4 separate regions of the Homo sapiens genome follow, and regions 1, 3 and 4 are each linked to region 2. The links are chromatin contacts, found by Hi-C or POLR2A ChIA-PET in ENCODE. All regions are on one chromosome and are shown on one strand. The core of a region is the stretch at or near the end of the contact, and the rest is flanking DNA. Distances in the headings are between cores, read along the strand shown.

The links. A loop is a pair of places that touch in the nucleus more often than their neighbours do. ChIA-PET counts read pairs that join two places held with the same protein, here RNA polymerase II (POLR2A). Pooled maps may share reads with other maps.
Region 1: a loop to region 2 is called in a pooled map, with 3 times the contacts of the local background. The contact joins two enhancer-like sites. A Hi-C loop is called at or near these places in 1 of 168 maps with a recorded cell type or tissue (B cell), 14 of 37 single-sample maps with no recorded cell type and 12 of 50 pooled maps. POLR2A ChIA-PET finds 5 or more read pairs at or near these places in 1 of 52 experiments (activated T-cell).
Region 3: a loop to region 2 is called in a map of naive thymus-derived CD4-positive, alpha-beta T cell, with 10 times the contacts of the local background. The contact joins the promoter of BAG3 here to the enhancer-like site in region 2. A Hi-C loop is called at or near these places in 2 of 168 maps with a recorded cell type or tissue (PC-9 and naive thymus-derived CD4-positive, alpha-beta T cell), 1 of 37 single-sample maps with no recorded cell type and 10 of 50 pooled maps.
Region 4: a loop to region 2 is called in a pooled map, with 4 times the contacts of the local background. The contact joins the promoter of NANOS1 here to the enhancer-like site in region 2. A Hi-C loop is called at or near these places in 3 of 37 single-sample maps with no recorded cell type and 6 of 50 pooled maps.

Annotation. Positions count from the first base shown.
Region 1 is chr10:119,691,125-119,695,110 of GRCh38, reverse strand. No RefSeq gene overlaps it. Among named protein-coding and RNA genes, the nearest start is that of INPP5F, 33 kb to the left of the region's middle. RefSeq lists an enhancer at 3,029-3,528. Within about 2 kb of position 1,695, at least 2 of the 41 ENCODE cell types and tissues checked have a DNase peak (open chromatin) inside an H3K27ac peak, as active enhancers do.
Region 2 is chr10:119,305,256-119,309,232 of GRCh38, reverse strand. The region is part of intron 1 of GRK5 (G protein-coupled receptor kinase 5); the gene reads right to left. Among named protein-coding and RNA genes, the nearest start is that of GRK5-AS1, 32 kb to the left of the region's middle. RefSeq lists enhancers at 2,577-2,676, 3,087-3,166. Within about 2 kb of position 2,477, at least 30 of the 41 ENCODE cell types and tissues checked have a DNase peak (open chromatin) inside an H3K27ac peak, as active enhancers do; they include PC-9, where a contact is called at or near this core.
Region 3 is chr10:119,648,902-119,652,752 of GRCh38, reverse strand. It overlaps BAG3 (BAG cochaperone 3), which reads right to left and starts at 1,373. Exons shown (of 4, transcript NM_004281.4): 1 at 898-1,373. The coding sequence starts at 1,077. RefSeq lists a silencer at 1,321-1,620 and enhancers at 1,821-1,900, 1,281-2,235.
Region 4 is chr10:119,026,750-119,030,971 of GRCh38, reverse strand. It overlaps NANOS1 (nanos C2HC-type zinc finger 1), which reads right to left and starts at 1,258. Exons shown (of 1, transcript NM_199461.4): 1 at 1-1,258. The coding sequence starts at 1,170. The coding sequence ends at 292. LINC03036 (long intergenic non-protein coding RNA 3036) reads left to right here and starts at 1,401. Exons shown (of 4, transcript NR_186540.1): 1 at 1,401-1,627. RefSeq lists silencers at 187-486, 857-1,066, 1,187-1,656 and an enhancer at 1,481-1,981.

The sequences.
Region 1 (3,986 bases), core at 446-2,945, 390 kb before region 2:
CAATAAGAAAAGAAGAGCTCTGGCCCTTCGGGGAGCTCAGACCTAGGGGGTCTCCAAGCCAGGGCTGCGACACCCTCTTTGGGGCTCTGCGGTTCCTGGCATCTCCAAGTTTGCAGGTGCCACCATATTACCCTCATCCAGACACGGGTGCCTGCAGCAGAAGCCGCATGCAGTACATCTGGTCCAGCCACAGCTTTTCATGGAGCAAGCACCTGTGGTGGCACCTGGAGTTGCCTGTCCCACCATAGCAGCTGGCATGCCTGGCTGTGCATAGTGGCCAGATCCCATGCTTGCTTGCCCACACACCCGCCACTCCACGCCTGGCTTGCCCTTGGCAGGTGTGGGATCTGAGCACAGCCTGCCGGGCCAAGTGGGTGGGATGAGCCCAGTGGGCAGAAGCAATATTCAGGCAGAAGGCGCTGCTGGCCACAGAGGTTTTCCAGCTGGAAAAACGACACCCCAAGGATCCTGTGACAAAACTACATTTCTTTTAAAAAGGAGGAAGGAGGCAGGAAAGGAGCCTTCTGGCCATGGGGAGAGTAACTCAGTGGGGGTTACTAGATTGGGTGGTTGGAAGACTGAAAGTGAAGAGCCCATTTAGGAGAATGACTCCAAGAATGATGGTGGTGGCAGGAGGGAAAAGGAAAAGATGGATGCTCTGAAAGTAGAACACTGGATATTTGATATATGAAGGGATTATTGTCGATTTTTTTTTTTTGAGACAGAGTTTTGCTCTTGTTGCCCAGGCTGGAGTGCAGTGGCACAATCTCGGCTCACTGAAACCTCTGCCTCGCAGGTTCAAGCGATTCTCCTGCCTCAGCCTCCCGAGTAGCTGGGATTACAGGCACACACCACCATGCCCAGCTAATTTTTTATATTTTTTGTAGAGATGGTGTTTCACCATGTTAGCCAGGCTGGTCTCGAACTCCTGACCTCTGGTGATCCGCCCATCTCAGCCTCCTAAAGTGCGGGGATTACAGGTGTGAGCCACTGCACCTGGCCTGTTGATTCTTTCATGTTTGGTGTTTGGTTGGGTTTAGAGTGAAGGAAATAAGGTATTAAGCATGATGCTGTTTCTGGCCTGGGCAAGTGGGTGGCACCATCTCCTGAAGTAGGAAACATCAGGGAGAAGAAGGTAGAAGGGGGATGGAGTGCCACTGTGCATACAGTGACTTCGAAGTACCTGTGGGATGTCTAGGTGGGGCTGTCCAGTTGGGTGAGGTCTGGGATGAGGTTGTGCAGATACAGAAAGTCAGAATGGATTCGTATAGAGTAGGTGACTGAGGCCATGTGGAAGAGGCAGATGGCCTGGAGAGGGACTAGAAAGGATTCTGGAAAGGAAAGGAAAATCCAGACCCAGAGGATGGTCAGCTTTGAAAGCACAGGCAGAGAAAGAGGAGCCCAAAACATAGGCTGGAAGGAAATAGCCAAAATATAGGAGGAAAACTAAAGAGGGTAAATCTCATGGGAGTTACAGGAAAGGGGTCAGGAAAAGGGTCAACAGCTCCAGAAGCCACTGAACATTCATTCACAGAAAGAAAGGAATACTGTCCATTGGATTCAACAACAAAGACACTGTTTATGACCTCAGTGAAAGCAGTTTCCGGGCTGCTGAGCACACAGGCCATGCCTTGGGTGGAGGCGTGAATGGGAGGCATACAAAGCTGCTTCTTGTGGTCTGCTCTCCCCACCGCCTCTCAGGGAGGCCGTCCTGTCCACCATCCTGTGGTCCTAAACAGCCACATCCTGTAATCTGAGGCCAGTGACCTATGACTTGTCTCCTCACTTGAAGAAATTACCAGGCTAGTTGGGTTCCATCTCTTGAGCATCTGTCTGTTGATGGTGGGAGCTGGGCTAAAGATCCTGAAGTTGACTGAAGCTGGAGTGTTCATTATGGGATGGTGTAGGATGGGTAAGTAGAGAGTGGTGGAAATGGCAGAGATGGTCAGAGAGAAGCAGACACACACACACACACACACACACACACACACACACACACACACACACACAGATGAGGGAGGAGAGGGCAGGGTAGAAAGGAGGAGGAGCCCATCCTGATGAGTTTGCAGCCCCTATTCCAGGTTTCCATGAGGCCAATTATCCTTCAGCATCTTGGGTAAGAGGTCTGGGGTGAGGTTGAGCAGATACAGAAAGTCGGAACGGATTCGTGTAGAGCAGGTGAACGAGGCCATGTGGGAGAGGGAGACAGCCTGGAGAGGGACTAGAAAGGACTCTGGAAAAGAATGGGAAATCCAGACCCAGAGGATCTATTGCTAGATTTGCACATGGTTGCCAGTGTGTCCCTATAAGAAGCAGCTCCCTAGAGCCAGCCAGATGGGTCTGTATTCCAAAGGAACTTGAACAGAACAGGAAATGAGGAGGTAGAGGCACTGAGTGTGCATAACTCCTTTAAGAGTTTAATTTTGCAGGGAGGAGAGAAATGGGGCAACAACAGGATAGAGTGGTGAGAGCAACTTAAAGATTTTATATATATCTCTCTCTCTTTTTTTTTTTTTTTTTTTTTTTTGAGATGGAGTCTCACTCTGTTATCCAGGCTGGGGTGCAATGGCGCGATCTCGGCTCACTGCAACCTCCGCCTCCCGGGTTCAAGTGATTCTCCTGCCTCAGCCTCCTGAGTAGCTGGGACTACGGATGCCCACCACCGTGCCCAGCTAATTTTTGTATTTTTAGTAGAGATGGGATTTTACCACATTGGTCAGGCTGGTCTTGAACTCCTGACCTCGTGATCCGCCTGCCTCAGCCTCCCAAAGTGCTGGGATTCCAGGCGTGAGCCACCATGCCTAGCCTATTAACTTAAAGATATATTAATGTTGCTGGGGATAAATCAAGAGGAGAAGTTGGACACACAAGAGAGCTGGGACAACTGAAAAATCAAGGTCTCAGAAGAGGTGGATGGTGGGATCATCTTTGAACAGAGACTGTGAGCCCCATGTCATTGGCACCAATGCATTGGGCCCTCGGCCTCCCCAGGACAGGGTGGGTCTCCTCTCAGAGGCCTCTTTCTTACCTCCCTGGAAAGAGGGGAGCCACAGCGACTCCCGCCCTGTCTTCATCAACCCTGCCTTTCTAATCAGGCTGCTAGCATCTTGGGTTGGATGCCTGATATTTCACTTCAAATGCCTCCCAGACTTGCTAAGTCACTTCCAGGAGGCATTGACAGCTGTGTGTGATCACTTGTGGTGGGACTCTTGAGCAGCAGCCAGCTCTAATACAGAGCTTCAAAGGTGGAGCTGGTTATATTCTGGCTGTCTTCACCTTCAGTGTCAAGGCATACAACAGCCCCTCGTAACCTAACAGGCATGTTTCTCATTACTTCTTTTTTATTTTTTATTTTTTTGAGATGGAGTCTCACTCTGTTGCCCAGGTTGGAGTGCAGTGGCACGATCTCGGCTCACTGCAAGCTCTGCCTCCCGGGTTCAGGCCATTCTCCTGCCTTAGCCTCCCAAGTAGCTGGGACTACAGGAGCCAACCACCACGCCCGGCTAATTTTTTGTATTTTTAGTAGAGACGGGGTTTCACCACATTAGCCAGGATGGTCTCAATCTCCTGACCTCGTGATCCGCCTGCCTCGGCCTCCCAAGGTGCTGGGATTACAGGCGTGAGCCACCGCACCCAGCCAAAGCCACCGCGCCTGGCCGTTACTCATTACTTGTTTGCAAACACTCTATGCCCCAGCTCCTCCAGACAGCTCACTGTAGAACGGCTCCCCATTCCTTTTCAATCTGCCCTACTAAAGATCCCTGACCAATTTGCGGAGAAGGACTGAGTCTTGTTCGTCGAGGTACATTGAACTCCTAGCACAGTGCCAGGTATAGAGTAGGCATTCAGTAATACCTGTGGGATACAATTTTCCCTGAATGCACTTCATGCTTTCACACTTGCAGGCTTTTGTTCACAATACTCCTGCTCCCCAGAAGATCCTCTTCCCGTTTCAGACTCTTAACTAGATTCCCCTTATCTGCTGT
Region 2 (3,977 bases), core at 1,228-3,727:
GAAGAGGGGCTGAGGGGGCACAGGGGAGGCACAATCAACCCTGCCTGTGGAATCAGGGAAGGCTTCCTGAAGGAGGTGACCCTTGGGCTGAACCCTCTCTTCTTAGAGACCACACGGTCCCTCACGCACCAGCCCTGCAGGGATGTGGCAAGAACTCCGAAGGTGGCCCCAGTTTCCATCTAGGCTCAAGAGCCCGGGCCCTGGGCACCAGCCCTCCCAGCCTCAGCACCAGCCTCCTCACTGGAGGGAGCTCCCAGACAGGCCCTGGGAAGATCTGCCTCCCTCAGGGAAGAGTCCTTTCCCTTCAGCTCCGTCTGGGAAGTGGGGAGAAAAGGGCCGGCAGGCCATCCTGCCAGCATTCCCCCAAATCCATACAGGGCTCCCCTGCCTCAGAACTGGACCTGCCCAGGATCTCAGGCTAACACTAAGATCCTCCTCCTGGCCCCCTGGAACCAGGAAGCAGCTGGCCTGGGGGTCAGGAGCGAGGGCAGGCCTGAGCATGGCAGCCACAGTGCCTGTGCAGCCATTGTCTCTAATCCTCAGAACGAGGCGTAAGAAAGCTCCCCCACCGCGTGGCACAGGAGAAGCCATTGAAGCTACGAAGACGCGGGCTGACCGGCCCAACGTCACCGGGAAGAAAAACACACGCCTCCTAACTTTGTCATCCCGACTGTGTTCACCTTTCCCTTCAAGCACTTGGGGCCAAGGGAAGCTCCATGGAGTGGGCTGCTCCTGGGGAGGAGTCAGGGGACCCAGAGAGGATTCTGAGGGGGCACACGCCTGGCCCATACGTCACAGATGACCCTACAGATGACTGTACCGAAGCAGCAGCGAGAGCCCTTGCCACACGCAGAGTTCTTCCCAGTCACTTCTACCATGAGCACACAATTTCGGCAGGGCTGCAGCATGACACCCATTTTGTAGATCAGGAAGCTGAGGCCGGGGCAGGGTGAGGCGTGCCTGGGGTGCGCAATCAGTGATGGGGGCCTGACCCTGATCCAGATCTGAACAGGAGCTGCTGTGGGCACAGCTCTAGTGCCCAAAGATAAACCCGGGCACTTATGTTCCTGCAAGGACCTGGGGAGCAGCCTTAGACCCAGCTCTGACCCTGCAGGTTCGGCCTACAAAGGCGCACTGGGCATACAGTGCAGACCCGCCATGGGTGCCCACTCCCAGGGGACCAAGGACGATGCCTGGAGAGGTGGGTGCTCAGATGGAGCCTCATAGAGGCAGGGTATAGGCTGGGGCCCCAGGTTCCCCATGACCCTTTCCCTCTGTCCTCTCCCCACCTCATTCCTGTGACACAACAGAGCAAGCTGGGGCAAGGCAGTGGGGCTTTAAAAGGCTTCCTAGAAAATGCTTCTTGAATTGTGAAATGGCCAAGGAGGGCTCTGTTGGCAAGATGAGGTTGTTACCCCTCAGAATTCAAAATCCAGTGTGTATGCAGAAAGGAGGGCTCGCCACCAGGAGACCAGAGTAGAGCATGGCTGCATGAGTTTCCTCTTGCTTCAGTAACAAGTTATTAACGGCACAAATGGAGTGCTATAGACACAAATGTATTATCCTACAGTTCTAGAAGTCAGAAGTCTGGAATCAGATTCACCGGGCTAAATCCAGGTGTCGGCAGGGCAGTGTGCCTTCTGGAGACTCCAGGGGAGAATCTACAGGCCACCTCTATTCCTTGGCTCAATTCATGGCCCTTCCTCCACCTTCAAAACCAGCAGTCGCTGGTCAGGTCTTTCTCAAGCTGCATCACTCTGAACTCCTTTTCACAGGCACAGTCCACTCTCCCTCTAATCAGGCCCACCTGATATCCCTGGATAACCTCTCCATCTCAACAGCCTTAACTTAATCACATCTGAAAAGGCCCTTTTATCAGGTAGGTAACATATTCACAAGTTGCAGGGATTCGGATACGACATCTTTAGGGGACCATGATTCAGCCTTAATCATGCAGTGATTAAGACTGCATGCTCCAGGGCCAGACTGCCTGGGTTTAAACCCAGGTATGTAATTTACTAGCTGTGTGACTCCAGGAAATTTACTCAACCTCTCTGTGCTTCAACTGGCTCCTCTGTAACCACATAGATATAGGCATCAATGAGCTGATGCACGTAAAGCATTTAGCATAGTTAAGAAAGTTCAGTGAATAAGGGCTGCAATTATCCCCTACTCTCCACCTAACTCAGAATGAATGACATCAGAGCTGAGAGGAACCTTGCTGATCACCCACGCCTGCTCCTCACTGACGGCTGGAGACACAGAGGCCCAGGGAGAAAAAGTGAGCCATCAAGGTCACACAGCATTTTTTTAGGCAACCCCCAGTACCCTATAACCATACCTAGTACAGACGAGCCCAAAGAAGCATCCCCCATGTCTCCCCAGTGCCCTGCACCCAGTAGACGCTAGAGGACACTGCACCCAGTGAGTCACCTGGAGGGAGAAGAGGGGAAGTGCTCCCCAGCAGAATGTCTGCAGGAAACACCTGCAGGTGCAGCGGCCCCGGCCAGATCCTCACACCCCACCCACCAGGCTCAGGGGCTCAGGCAGACGTGACACCTCTTTCCCCAGGAGAAGTCAGCAGAACAAATCTTGACTAGGGACACCAAAATCCATATTCGGGGCCAAGAGAAGGTGCTCTGCCCCGCAAGTGTCAGCCAGGACCCCGGCTTCCTTCCCTCGCTGTGTGATCTCAGTGTGGGTTTGGACACATCCCCACTCTGGGCTTCCATTTCACATCAGAAAACAGGACCTGGAATGGCTCAGTGGCTCTCAATCTGCAATCATGATCCAGGAGCCCCTGACCAAGTTTCAGAAAATCCTAGAAGAAGCGCACATGCGCCCCAAGCTGAAGCACACAGGAAGCTTGCTCATCCAGGCACTGAAGTTTATCGGTGTGTGCAGTTCAGGCTGAACAGACTCACACAGAGGTGTCTGCAATCAACAAAACGGGGGAAACAGTGACTCACCTCACACAGATGGCCTGTTAGCGGGCAAATTTCTCCACAAAAGGCGACAAGAATCACCACGGGTCCTTGGCAGAGCCTCAACTAGACTCTGCTGTTTCCAACCAGAGAGGACTGACTCATCCAAAAGGCTCCCCCCTCCCCCAAATCCAGCCCAGGCGGGCACTGCCCCAGTGGTTCAACTCCCTCACCATCACACAGTCCTCCAGCTGACACCCAGGACTCCCAGGGAGGCCTTCCAAGGGCTCAACACGGAGCCTTTCCATGGTCTCAGGGGTGGCTGAGAGCAGAGATACCGGAAGTACAGTGGTCAGGCCGTCACCTGCTTCCTCACTGGGAGTTATTTTCTGCCTCAGGGCCTTTGCATATGTCATTTCCTCTGCTAGATACACATTTCCAGAATCACTTTTTTGCAATGAAACATTTCAAGCTTACAGAATGGGAACAAAATTTCTTTAAACCTGCATACCCACAGGTTTTGTCAAAATAATTCCTCCATCCACTCTCCTGTTGAGAGACACGTAGGTTAGGTCTTCCAGGTTTTTACCTCTCAAATGACGTTGCTCTGGGCACTTACACGTGTCTCCCGGGGAGTGGCACTTTATTGCTGCCCCTACTTCACCCGGCCAAGTCCTCAGGTCTTAGGGTCTTGTCCTTCCCTGATCATCCCCAATCAATCAATCCAAGTCATACCCACACAGCTCTCTCCCACCACTCCTCAGTCAGTGTCTGGCTTTGAAAAAGCAGCTATCAAAATTTGTCAGCAAATTTTCACTTATGCCTTTATGGGGCTTCCACCCAAGAGGACAGAGACCACGTCCATTTTGCTCATCAGTGCCTAGGACATGTGCCTGGCACACAGCAGACCTCTGACATGTCTGTGAACGAGTGAATGCTTGAATAAGTGAGTGAGCAGAGGTGTCACCCCAGAAGCAGGTCATGTTGAGCCCATCTTCCCCCAGGTCTCTGAGACACACCTGACATGTCCTCTGCCGGCCCCTTGTTCTGTCA
Region 3 (3,851 bases), core at 124-2,623, 340 kb before region 2:
AGTATCATTAGTCAGTTATTTGTGTACTGGTAACAAATCCTAAGTATTTTAATACCATAACAAGGCAGGAAGCGAATGCCATTATAAATATACACGTATCATTCTCTTTCTCTCCAGTGTGAGGCAATGTGGTAAGGCAATGGCCAACTGTAAGACAGTCTCAGATCTCTAGTCTAGATCTCTAGAAACTGCTGGGGAGAAGCACACCCTGTTTTTTATTTTACAAATCATACTAGGATACGTTCATATTGAAAGCACTTTCAAACAATAATACAATTTTAATTTAAAATACACACACACACATATATATATGAATGTTTTGACACCAGCCTCCAGAGTCATTGGGTGCCTAACATGGGACAGTAGCCAAGATACCCCTCAACCAAGTTGGAGAACTTGAGCGGTAAAATTCCCCCCAAAACCACCATCCAAGCTTGCGAGTGTCCCCCTCGAGTCCGCGGTCAGCAGGGTGCGCCGCGGGTCCCGGGCCCGGAGGCCGAGCGGGCAGCAGGGGCCACGGTGGGCCGGGGCCTCCGGAGCTGACCAGGCCGGCCGCCCCTCTCCCAGCCCTAGAGCGCGAGGCCAGCGCTGGACACCCGGCCTTCCGCCCTGGAGTCGAGCCGTGGACGGCACCGGAGCCACTGCGGGGTCGCTTCCCGGGCCACCGAATCCCGGGGCCTCCTTTCGCCCCGACGCCTGTCAAGGGCGGGTCCGGAGCGGGGACTCGTCCGGGCGCAGCGGGAGTGTGTGGCGGGGCGCGGAGCCGGTGTCCGCCCGCGAGGGGCCTTCGCCGACCCCCGGGCCCCGCCGCCTCGCGTCCCCCCGGCCCAGCCCACTCCCCGCCGCCTGCCGTCGAGGTGGCGCCACCGACCAGGGCGGGCCGCGGGCCCGGCTCACCTTGGGGCCCTCAGAGGGCACGCGCGGGTCGTTCCACGTAGTGGTGCGGCTGTTGTGGTCCACGAAGAAGGGCCAGCCGGTCTGCGGGTCGATCTTGATCTCCCATCCGGGGGGCAAAGGGTCGCGGTCACCGTTGCCGGACGCCACCTGCATCATGGGCGAGTGGGTGGCGGCGCTCATGCTGGGTTGGGGTCTGCCCGCTGGGGCGCGGGTGCGGGGCGCTGGCTCCGGGCGCCGAGTCTCTGGCCGGGCCGCCGCCGTGGGCCCCTCTCCGCCGCCGACGTGTCCGGGAAGCCGGCGCCGGGCACCTTTATGAATTAAAGGCGGGGGTGACGTGGCCAGAGAGGGGTGGAAGTGTCTGGAAATAGCCTCCTCGCTGCCAGAGGGGAAGGAGGAGATAAAGGGAGGTAGCAACTGGCCGGCTAGAAACTTCTGGTCCAGTCCAGAGAAGTTGGCCGCGGCCCGGGGTTGGATGCGGAGCTCCGCCCTGAGTCATCGGCTATAATCGCGGCGGGCGGGGCAGAGGAGCGGGGGCGGGGCCTCGGCCCGCTCGCCCCTCCCCCACCTCCTCCCGCCCCTCCCCCTTCCGACTCGTGCGCGTGCCCGGGCCGGAGTCGCCGCGGGCGGGCGCGGGCGCGGCTTCGGGGTCCGCCTGCGGGTGGGAAGCCGGACGAGCTGGACTGGGGCCGTCCTCCGTGCGCCCCGGGCGGGTTTCGGCTTTCATAGTCGCTCTCTCCCTCTCCTTTGCGCCGAGTGAGTGTTCCCGGGGCCGGAGCCCGTGCTCCCCGTGCCTGCCGCCCGTCCTTCCTGTACAAACAAAACCATCTCGCCCACCTCCACCCCCTCCCCCATATATGATAGCCGAGGACCCTGAGGGCTGTCCGGGAGGAGCGCGGGGACTCTCATCTGACACCGGAAGGAAGCCAGGGAGAAAATGGAAGTCAGTGCAAACTCACCTGCCTTCCTTTGGAAACTTCAAGAAAAAAAGAGATTGTATCAACTGATGGCTTTTAGTCTCCTAGACTAAAAAGAAAGTTTCGTTGCAGCTTTAAAGATAAATCACATTTTCTTGGGTCTGGATCTTTTTTATGGTAGAGATTGGTTCTTGCTATCTTATATCTTGACCCTGATTTGGGAAGTAAAGACCGAATAACCATGACATTTTTTGTTTGGTTTATTCAATTGCACTTGTAACCTGTCAAAGGAGAAAATTACAACACATTTAAAGATCTTTTTTGTTGTTGTTGTTGTTGATTTTCATTTTTTAACTTTTATTGTTAAAGATCTTATTTGTGATTCTAGAAATTGGGCAACATCTCCATTAAATTAGAATAAGTGCTCCCATGAGCTGAGCAGAAGAGGTTGGTTTTATAGACAGAGAAGGGCTGAAGAAAGCAGAAACAAAGAACCAAGACTGGATTGGTTGTTTCAAAATTACTTTCCTTGTAAGGAGGGGACAGAGAGACAGAATCATAGAAAAATAACTGATGAGGGCTTGCCACCATGGCTCATGCCTATAATGCCAGCACTTTGGAAAGTCAAGACTGGAGGACCTCTTGAGTCCAGGAGTTTGAGACCAGCCTGGACAACACAGTAAGACCCCCATCTCTGCATAAACAAAAAATAAGCCAGGTGCAGTGGCTTATGCCTGTAGTCCCAGCTACTCAGGAGGCTGAGGTGGGAGGCTCATTTGAGCCCAGGAGTTTGAAGCTGCCATGAGCTATGATTTTGCTCTTCATGCCAACCTAAGCGACAGAGCAAGACCCTATCTCTTTAAAAGAAAGAGAGAGAAAGAAAGAGAGAAATGATTGAGAGAAATGTAACATCAGGTTACATACTTCAGATTACTGTACAGTTGACCCTTAACATGGGTTTGAATTGAGCAGGTCCACTTGTACATGGATTTTTTTTCAATAAAAGTTACACCGATGTGCTTGCCTCTCCAGTCTCCCCTTCCACCTCCTCCACCTCTTCTGTCTCTGCCACCCCTTGACAGGAGAATCAACCCTTCCTCTTCCTTCCCCTCCTCAGCCTCCACGTGAAGATAATGAGGATGATGACGTTTATGATGATCACGTCCACTAAATGAGTAGTAAGTGTACTACTCTTCCTTATGTAAATGTAAAATCTCTTCCTTATGATTTTCTTAACATGTTCTTTTCTCTAGCTTACTTTATTGCACGAATACATATAATACATATACAACATATGTGTTAATTGACTGTTCATGTTATTGGCAAGGCTTTCCGTCAAGAGTAGGCTATTGGTAGTTTTGGGAGATTCAAAGTATGCAGGGGCGGGGCATGGTGGCTCACGCCTGTAATCCCAGCACTTTGGGAGGCCAAGCGGCGGATCACTTGAGATCAGAAATTTGAGACCAGCCTGGCCAACATGGTGAAACCCCAACTCTACTAAAAATACAAAAATTAGCTGGACGTGTGGCACATGCCTGTAATCCAGCTACTCGGGAGGCCGAGGCAGAACTGCTTGAACCCAGGAGGCGGAGGTTGCAGTGAGCCAAGATCATGCCACTGCACTCCAGCCTGGGCGACAGAGCCAGACTCCAGTTCAAAAACAAACAAACAAAAAAGTATGCAGGGATTTTCTTTTTTCCTTTCTTTTCTTATTTTATTTATTTTATTTATTTATTTTTTTGAGACAGGTTCTTGCTCTCTCTCCCAGACTGGAGTGCAGTGGGGCAATCTCAGCTCACTGTAACCTCTGCCTCCTGGGTTCAAGCGATTGTCCTGCCTCAGCCTCTTGAGTAGCTGGGATTACAGGTGTGCACCACCATGCCTGGCTAATTTTTGTATTTTTAGTAGAGACAGGGTTTTGCCATGTTGGCCAGGCTGGTCTCAAACTCCTGGTCTCAAGTGATCCACTCGTCTCCGTCTCCCAAAGTGCTGGGATTACAAGCATGAGCCACCTCGCCCAGCTTTGCAGGGATTTTCGAC
Region 4 (4,222 bases), core at 9-2,508, 280 kb after region 2:
ACAGCGCCTCTAAGTTGCCATATTTCAGTTAGTGGAATACACACCCAGCCTTCGCCGTTCTGGATGTGCAAACTAGAAACTGAAGACAAATGGGGATTTCAGCGTCTAGTCCCAATCGTTCAGCACGGAAGTACTCCACACGGTCGGCTGCTTTTCAAAAACCACCAGGACGACGTCCCATGTCGAGCCGACCGCTGAGCCGCACGCCTCCCCACGGCGGGGGCGAGATGGTGCGCAGACCTAGCGGTGCGAGGGGCGGCGGCGACCCTGGGCGGCCGGGAGCCCGGGCCTTCAGCGCAGCTTCTTGCCAGGCGGGCCGTCCCTGGCGCTGCGGGGCGGCGGGCGGGCGGGCGGCGGCGGCACTTTGGAGAGCGGGCAGTACTTGATGGTGTGCGCGTTGTCGCCGCTGGCGCCGCACAGGGGACACGTGTAGCGGCGCAGCACGGGACACAGCACTCGCCCGTCGGGGCCCTTGAGGATATGGGTGGTGTAGAGCGCCATCGCCTCCTTGTTGTTCCGGCAGAACACGCACACCTGCAGCTCGGGCTTCAGCAGCCGGGCGGCCGCCGCCCCGGAGGCCGCGTGCAGCCGGGGCTCGGCCGCCCACGCCGGGGCCCGCTCCTCGCGCGGCGTCGCCTCGCTGGTGGTGGTGGCGGCGGCGGCGGCGGCGGGCGCGCAGCCCAGCAGCACGGCGGCGGCACGACCCGCGAACGGGCTCAGCTCGGCGAAGCGCTCCTCCAGCAGCCCGGCCTCGGCGGGGCCCGCGCACAGCTCCAGCGCGCGCAATTCCAGCGCGCTCCCCAGGTAGCGGCCCCGGGACCCCGGCTCGTCGCTGTCGTCGTCGTCGTCCTCGTCGTAGTCGGGCGGCCCCAGCGCCGGCCCCAGCGCCCCAGGCCCGGCCCCCGTGTGGGGGGAGCAGCAGGACGACGAGGAGGAGGAGGGCGGGGAGCCGCCGCCGCCGTTCCCACCGCGGGCGCAGCCGAAGCGCGGCTCGCCGTCCACCGCTTTGGTGATGAGCGTGGCGAGCCCCAGGTAGTCGTTCCAGGAGCTGAAGGGCTGCGGGTGCGCCGGGCCCGGGGCGCTCACGTAGCGGGCGCTGGGCACGAGCGCCATGGGCGGGGGGGCGCGGCCGCGGCGGGGCGAGCGGGGCGCCCAGGGGAAAGCCTCCATGGGCGGGCTGCGGGCCGCGCGCCGCCTCCCCGCCGCCGGCGCGGGCCGGACGGAAGGGACACGCCGAGCCTGCCCGCCGGCCTGCCGCGGGGTGGGGCCGCCGCGCCGCCTTTTATCGGGCCCACTCCTCCCCGCCCCCCGGCCTCGCCGCCGCGGCCCTGCCCCCTGCGTTCCCCCGCCCCGGCCACCTCGCCCGCGCCCCGGACGGAGGCGGAGCGGAGGCGGGCTGGCTGTGTGCGCGCTCCGCTCCAGCCCGCGCGGCTCCCGCGCCCCGCGCGCTGCGCCAGCCTCGCCAGCTGTCGGGCGGCCTTCATTCCGGGAGGGGGCGGGCGAGGCGCCGCCTCGAGCCGTGGCGCTCATTGGCTGCAGACCAGAGCCCCCCGGCGCCTCGGGCGCCGCTCCGGACGCTGATTGGTGGGAACACGGGGAGGGGGCGTGTTCTCCGCGCAGCTGGGAGGTGAGGAGAAAGTAGGGGAGAGAAGGGCCGGGAAGGGAGGGCCGCTGGGGCCCGCATTCGAGCGCCGGGCCTGGGCTTGGAGCAGGTGACCAGGCCTGGGTCTCCTCGGCCTGGTGGTGAGGCCCCCCGAGGACAGGGGTCAGGGTGGCCACAGGTTTACGCCCCCACCTCCCAGCCTTTAATGGCCCTAGGCCCTAATCCTGAGAATCCCCGCTATCCACCCCCTTCTCACCAACATCAGCATGAAAAGCTGGACGCGTTGGAAGGATGCAGCTCTCCCATCACAGCCGCCCAACCAGCCAGTGGCTTCCGTTTGCACCGCGCGTTGGAGCGCTTTCCCCTGGGCGAAATCCATACAAACCCTGAGGTTCGGGGAGGCTGTGGTTCCTGCCGCGGTAAGAGCGGAGGGACGCAGGACTTTCCGGCTGCACGCAGCAGCCTTCCTCCCAACAGGTGCTCAGGGACTTCAGCCAATGGGTGGCCGATAGCCGGTTACTTAGGTCGGGGTTGGGGCTGGGCCGGAAAATCTCATGGCTGGAGAGCCTAGGACAGTGACTGGGATGTGTGTGTGTGTGTGTACCCCCTCGCCCCAGAGGCCTGAGTCAAAATGTGGGTTGTATGTGCAGTTTGAAAAACAACGTGTATTCAATGTTATATTTTGTCTTCCTTCCTTCCTTCCTTCCTTCCTTCCTTCCTTCCTTCCTTCCTTCCTTCCTTCCTTCTTTCCTTCCTTCTTTCCTTCCTTCCTTCCTTCCTTCTTTCCCTCCTTCCTTTTCTTTCTTTTTTTTTCTTTTCTTTCCGCATCCCGGGTTCAAGCAATTCTCCTGCCTCAGCCTTCCAAGCAGCTGGGATTACAGATGCCCGCCACCATGCCGGGCTAATTTTTTGTATTTTAGTAGAGACGGGGTTTCACTATGTTGGCCAGGCTTGTCTTGAACTCCAGACCTCGCGATCCGCCTGCCTTGGCCTCCCAAAGTGTTGGTGTTACAGGCGTGAGCCACCGCGTCTGGCCTCTTTCTTTCTTTCTCACTCTTTCTTTTTTCTTCTTGATTTTTCTTTTTTCTTTTTTTTTTTTCTTGAGACAGGGTCTCACTATGTTGCCTAGGCTGGTCTTGAACACCTGGCCTCAAGCGATCTTCCTGCCTTGGCCTCCCAAAGTGCTGGGATTACAGACATGAGCCACCACACCTGGCCTCAACATTATAATTAAATACTTTGAAATGAATAAAACATGTTGTGTAAAAGCCATGGAGAATAAGAGCCAGAAGATGAGTTTTGATTAGGAAGATGGCAGGTGGTCTTACACTTCCCAACTTTTTTAAAAATTGAAAGTAGGAAAGGCTTTAGATACTGAGGGCTCTTCTAGGATGAAACCTAGAACTGGGATCAGGAAAATGCCTCCCCTGGCAGGTGGGCCCTGGCAGGGTGGGCTTCATGGGGCAGATGGGGCTTTCCTTCCTCACTCTGGACCATGCAGTGGCTGTGGAAACAATGAGCCCTCACTAGGCCTGAGGCCACACTCACAGGTCTTGGCTGTGCCCAGCAGGTTTAGAATGGCTCAGCAGGGGATGCCCAGAACCTAGTGCTGGCATTGGTTAATATTAGAATGAATGAATGAGGGAATCAGAATGTCAGCATGGGAAGGGATCTTTGGGATCATTCTGTTCGATCTTTTCTTGCCTTTTTCTTTTCTTTTTTAATAGATGGGGGTCTCGCTATGTTGCCCAGGCTGGTCTTGAACTCCTGGCCTCAAGTGATCCTCCTGTCTTGGCCTCACAAAGTGCTGGGATTGCAAATGTGAGCCACTGCACCCAGTTCTGTCCAATCCTTACAGATGAAGAAAATGAGACCTAGAGAAGAGTAGGATTTCTTTTTTTTTTTTTGAGACAGAGTCTCACTCTGTCGCCCAGACTGGAGTGCGATGGCACGATCTAGGCTCACTGCAATCTCTGCCTCCTGAGTTTAAGCGATTCTCCTGCCTCAGCCTCCTGAGTAGCTGGGTTTAGAGGCATGTGCCACCATGCCTACCTAATTTTTGTATTTTTAATAGTGATGGGGTTTCACCGTATTGGCTGGTCTCAAACTCCTGACCTCAGGTGATTTGCCTACCTTGGCCTCCCAAAATGCTGGGATTATAGGTGTGAGCCACCGCACCCAGCCAAGCAGGACTTCTTTAAGGCTACAGTGACTATGTGACAGAACTAAGACTCTGGTCCTGTTACTCCCGGCCGGGTGGCCTTCTCACTACACCCTGGACCAGCAAGGTATCTCAGACAATAAGTCTGTGCATGCATCCGCAGAACTCTAAGGCACAACACAGGGGAAGCTGGAAAGAAGTGAGGTGAGGTGAGGCGATATGGCCTTGGCTGGGGCCCCTGCCCTCAAAGAGCAATCCAGGGCTCTGGCTGGCAGGCGCGGGAAAGGACCTGAAGCAGTGAAGTGAGGCCTGTTCTGGCCGCCTCTCTGGGTTAGGGGTTAAAGATCCATGTTTCGGCCTCTTCCTTCTAGCCCCCGATGGTTGATGTAAGTCATGAAACCAGGCAGTAATATTCAGCACTTGCCAACCCAGATCCTTTTCCAAGTTTGTGTTGGCAT